Linked DNA regions of Homo sapiens: region 1 is linked to region 2. Evidence: chromatin loops called from intact Hi-C (ENCODE). Cell type or tissue: mammary epithelial cell. All regions are shown on one strand. Each heading gives the region's core, and the rest is flanking DNA. Links, peaks and the distances in the headings are about the cores only.

The links. A loop is a pair of places that touch in the nucleus more often than their neighbours do. Peaks named below come from ENCODE experiments on the same cell type or tissue, not always from the same donor. Only the 100,000 strongest peaks of a DNase experiment are listed, where the experiment ranks them.
Region 1: it touches region 2 in a loop (6-fold over the local background); 3 of 110 quality-filtered maps call a loop at or near these places.

Annotation. Positions count from the first base shown.
Region 1 is chr12:75,997,826-76,000,635 of GRCh38, reverse strand. No RefSeq gene overlaps it. Among named protein-coding and RNA genes, the nearest start is that of PHLDA1-AS1, 31 kb to the left of the region's middle. In mammary epithelial cell, for the core only: no CTCF peak of the experiment used is centred there; a DNase peak (open chromatin) is centred at 1,195; H3K27ac peaks cover 2,500 bases.
Region 2 is chr12:75,861,611-75,864,420 of GRCh38, reverse strand. No RefSeq gene overlaps it. Among named protein-coding and RNA genes, the nearest start is that of PHLDA1-AS1, 170 kb to the left of the region's middle. RefSeq lists a silencer at 1,118-1,412. In mammary epithelial cell, for the core only: no CTCF peak of the experiment used is centred there; DNase peaks (open chromatin) are centred at 810, 1,250 and 1,610; H3K27ac peaks cover 2,500 bases.

The DNA.
Region 1 (2,810 bases), core at 39-2,538, 140 kb before region 2:
TCCAGAGAATGCACAAATGATAAGAAAGGGAAACAGCCTTCTAGTTGGTATGGAGAAAGAACAAACCAGCCACAATAGTCCCTTAAACCAAAGCCTAATCCAGAGCAAAGCCCTAACTCTCTTCCTTTCCATGAAGGCTGAGAGAGGTGAGGAAGATGCAGAAGAAAAGTGTGAAGCCAGCAGAGATTGGTTCATGAGGTTTAAGGAAAGAGGCCATCTTTATAACATCAAAGTACAAGATGAGACAGCAAGTACTGATTTAGAAGCTACAGCAAGTTATCCTGAAGTTCTAGCTAAGATAATTTGTGAAGACAGCTACACTAAACAACAGGTTTTTAATGTAGACAAAACAGCCTTATATTGGAAAAAGATGCCATCTAGGACTTCCATAGCTTGAAAGGAGAAGTCAATGCCTGGCTTCAAAGCTTCAAAGGACAGGCTGACTGTCTTGTTAGGGGCTAGTATAGCTGGTGAGTTTAAGTTGAAGCTAATGCTCATTGACCATTCCAAAAGTCCTAGGGTCCTTAAGAATTATTCTAAATCTACTCTGCCTGTGCTCTCTACATGGAACAACAAAGCCTAGATGACAGCATATCTGTTGACAGCATGGTTTACTGAGCATTTTAAGCCCACTGTTGAGGCCTACTGCTAAAATATATATATATTCCTTTCAAAATATTACTGTTCTTTGACAAAATGCATCTGATCACCCAGGAGCTCTGATGGAGTTGTACCAAGAGATTAATGTTTTTGTGCCTGCTAACACTACATGCATTCCTCAGCCCGTGGATCAAGGAGGAATTTCAAATTTCAAGTTTTACTATTTAAAAAATACATTTCATAAGGCTATAGTTGCCATAGGTACTGATTCCTCTGATGGATCTGGGCAAAGCAAAATAAAAACCTTCTGGAAAGGATTCACCATTCTAGATGCTATTAAGAACATTTGTGACTCGTGGGAGGAGCTCAGAATATGAACATTGTCAGGAGTTTCGAAGAAGTTGATTCCAACCCTCATGGATGACTTTGAGGGCCTCAACACTTCAGTGGAGGGAGTAACTGAAATGTGGTGAAAATAGTTAGAGAACTAGAATTAGAATTAGCCTGAAGATGTGACTGAATTGCTACAATCTCATGCTGAAACTTGAATGGATGAGGAGTTGCTTCTTATGGATGAGCAATGAAAGTGACTTCTTAAAATGGAATCTACTCTTGGTGAAGATGCTGTGAACATTGTTGAAATTAGGACACAGGATTTAGGCTGGGCATGGTGGCTCATGCCTGTAATTCCAGCATTTTGGGAGGCCAGTGCAGGCAGATCACTTGAGGTTAACAGGTCAAGAGTTGGAGAACAGCCAGGCCAACATGGTGAAACCCCATCTCTACTAAAAATACAAAAATTAGCCAGGTATGGTGGCACATGCCTGTAATCCCAGCTATTTGAGAGGCTGAGGCAGGATAATCACTTGAACCTGGCAGGCGGAGGTTGCAGTGAGCCGAGATCTTGCCACTGCACTCCAGCCTGGGCAACGGAGATTCTGTCTCAAAAAAAAAAAAAAAAAGAACAAAGGATTTAGATGATAAAGCAGTGGCAGGGTTTGAGAGGATCGACTGCAATTATGAAAGAAGTTCTACTGTGGATAAAATGCTATCAAAACATATTGCATGCTACAGAGAAATCCTTATGGCAAATTTCATTGTTGTCTAATTTTAAGAAATTGCCACAGCTGCCCCAACTTTCTGTAATCACCATCCTGATTAGTCAGCAGCCATCAACATCGAGGCAAGACCCTCTACCAGCAAAAAGATTATGACTCACTGAAGGCTCAGATAATTGTTAACATTTTTTAGCAATAAAGCATTTTAAAATTCAGGTATGCACATTATTGTTTCAAATATTATGTTATTGTGCACTTAAAGACTACAGTATAGTGTAAACATAACTTTTACATGCACTAGGAAATCAAAAACTTTGTGTGACTTGCTTTATTATGATAATTACTTCTTTGTGGTGGTCTGCAATATCTCAAAGATATGCCTGTCCTGTGTTCAGGTTAATTGCCTCCAAATACTGCTTTTCATGTCTTAATACCTTGCTCAAGCTCTTTTAATAATTACCCAATCTCTGAATACAGCTCTAACTCATCAGTTTTGCATTCCAACACCTCCCACTTTTACAAAGTCCCTCTGACTTTTACAAAGTCTCATTCCAAACTTTTTTTATTTTTTATTTTTTTAGAAGGAATCTTTCTCTGTCACCCAGGCTGGAGTACAGTGATGCACGATCTTGGCTTACTGCAACCTCTGCCTCCTGGGTTCAAGCGATTCTTTTGTCTCAGGCTCCCAAGTAGCTGGGATTACAGGCATGCACCACCACGTCTGGCTAATTTTTTTATTTTTAGTAGAGACGAGGTTTCACCATGTTGGCCATGCTGGCCTCGAACTCCTGACCTCCAGTGATCTGCCCGCCTTGGCCTCCCAAAATTCTGGAATTACAGGCGTGAGCCACTGTGTCCAGCCCCCAAATGTTTTTTCATCCATTTCCTGTACAGAGGCAGCCGGTGACAGTCAAATTTTGTTTCCATATCTAGGTGTTGCTACTCATTAGCTGTGGATCCTTTTCTGAGCCTCAGAATCTTCATCTTGAAAATGGACACAATAACTTACTATGATGCACCGAGAAGAACATAGCATCGTTTCTCTAATATGCTTGCCCAAATTGTATAAGCTCATTCTAATCATGAGAAAACATCACACAAACCTAAACGGAAGGACATTCTACAAAATAACTGACCAGCACTCTTCAAAAG
Region 2 (2,810 bases), core at 186-2,685:
CTGATTTTCTTTCCTCCTTTTGATTCAAATTGGTTGTATTCCCAGCCACACCTACCACTTTGGGACCATCTCCTTTCCTGTCTGAACTGCATAGAAGTGGAAATCCTACTTGTATGCCAGACTCCCTTAACCCCAAAAGAACTTTTAAAGGTGTTCACTGATTTTTCTCTGCTTCTTGACTCAGATGTTAAATGATTGGCTTAGATTTTTACCTTTTTATCTTTCTGGGATTAAATCCTGGCCCCTCTTTTATATAATGTGTCATCTGGGGAAAATTATTTGACTTCTATGGATGTCAGTTTTCTTATTTATAAAATGGTGATAATAATAGACTTTACCTCTTGGGTTAGTATGGAGATTTAAAAGATATATTCTGTATTAGTCAGAGATCTCCAGAGAAAGAGAACCAATAGGATATATATAGATATAAGAGGGAATTTATTAAGGGAATTGGATCATGTGATTATAGAGGCTGAGAAATCCTGATATGCTGTCTGCAAGCTGGAGAACCAGAGAAGCTGGTAGTGTAATTCTGTCTGAGTCCAAAGGCCTGGGAACAGGGGAGCCAACGGTGCAACTCTCAGTCCAAGGCTGAAGGCCTGAGAACCTGGAGTTCCGACGTCTGAGGGCAGGACAAGATGGCTATCCCCAACCCAGAAGAGAATGAATTGACTCTCCCTCTGGCTTTTTATCCAGAGGATGTGGGTGATCATCATCTAGTCGGTGCAGAGCCTGGATGGAAGTCTGCTGATTACTAAGTCTACTGATTCAAATGCTTATCTCTTCCAGAAGCACCGTCACAGACACACCCGGGAATAATGTTTTGCTCGCTACCTGGGTATTCCCAACCCAGTCTAGTGGATACCTAAAATTAACTGTCATATATTCCATATTGTTAGTGCAATGTTTGGTGAACAGCAAAATGTTCAACAGATGTTAGCTCTAATTTTTATTTTGTTATCCTATGCCTCAAATTCTTTCAGGTTGTCTTTATAAGTATACGACTGATTCATGTTTATTGACTCACTAACAATAGAGTATTTACCTAACTGTGAATCATGTTTTATTTCCTATAGGTGGCTATTTTATATTTGAAAATGGAAACAGGAAAATCTTGCCTTTTATAGTCAGCCTGAGTAATCTGACTTCAATTGAGTGCATGCATTTATGGGGGGGTAAGGTGATGGAAGGAATATTTGGACTATAAAGCTCAATTCCCAAATCCTATTTCTCAGCCTTCAACGGTGCAGGAAATCAGTCACTGCATTTCTGATACTGATGACCTCTTTGGTCCTGACTCATCTGAGATGATGCCATACAGAAACCATGGCTCTGGCAAATAGACATGTAATTTGTTTCTTGGACTTAGTAGTGTACAAATTGGGATATTCTCAGCACTAATCTCCCTAACAAGGACAATTCCTGGTTGCAAATTATTTAGTCTACATACAATTTGGGAACTTGGGAATGTTTAGATATTCAGCTGTTTCACAAGCCAGACTATTCAAGTTCAGAGAATTTCTGCTGAATCCTCTGATTTGATTCAGATTATATACAAGCTTAGGCAACTCTTTTGTGGAAGGTATTGAACAACAAGGCAATGAATCATATGGCTTAGTGAACTCTGCCTTAGGTTATTCAGTCATTCATCAAACATTCATTATACAACTACTCTGTGTCAGCCCTTGGTCTCAGTACTGAGGACACACACAAATGAATGTGCTACCCTGTCTGTTCTCTGGGGCCTCAAGGGTGGATAGTAACTTTGTAGGAAATATTCTGTGGAAAAGCAGGGAACAATTATCCATCCGTCCATTCTTCAATTCAACAAATATTTATGAAACATTTATGTGAGCCAGGCATCAAGTTAGGTATAGGTGATTCAGCAATAGACAATACAGATGCTCCCTGTCCTCCTAGACTTATTATAACTCATGGTAGAGATAAACAATCAAATAATTAAACATAAATTTATAGTACCTTGGGATAAATGCAAGATAAGTGAACCATTTACAGTACATTGTGATATAGGGAATATAGTAATGAAGGCTAAATGCTCAATTTAGAAGTGATTTCTCTCTCTGCCTCACCTGAGGAAAGATCTGAAGCTTTGAGCGGAACAGTTCCATTTGAAAGTGGTCATATAAGAGGACTGTATCTTTAGAAGTTTCTTTGGTTATACAGGCTCGTACAAAAGCAATTACGAGCAGAGACTGGAACAATACTAGAAATATAGTTGATGACTTAAATGGAAGAAAACCTGTGTATTAGGCATTGGACTTTGAGTAATTGTAGACATAAAAACTCAAAGTTCTTTACAATGAGCATATTAGCACTGACAACAGGAAACAGCCAAAAAAGACCTTCATGGATGAAAACTATAAAATAAGATGCAGATTTGGACTCAGATAAGGACAGAGTTTCTCTCCCAAGTGGTCCTGGTTAAGGGCTTTACCAATGTTCTAGAGAGGAGGACATTTAAACCTGTGATTATTTATATTTTACCATACGTATTTTTGCTTACAATAAGTAAGGTATATGGATTCAATTCATTTATCATAGGAGGTTGTATTTCCTTATATATTGTCTCATTTTTCTCATCAGGTCCTGTGTTAAAAAAAAGTTTTCTCTTACTGTTGAGAAGTACCTGAATCAAATAGAACAAACCAACACTACTGTCCTAGTACCCTAAGCAGGTAGCTGGCTAAAAAGCTCTCACTAATTTTTGGTACAAGGCCTCGAATACTGAGAGTGTCTACAAAGTCAGAAGTTCTCAAGTCTATTTGTATATCAGGAACACCCAAGGAGCT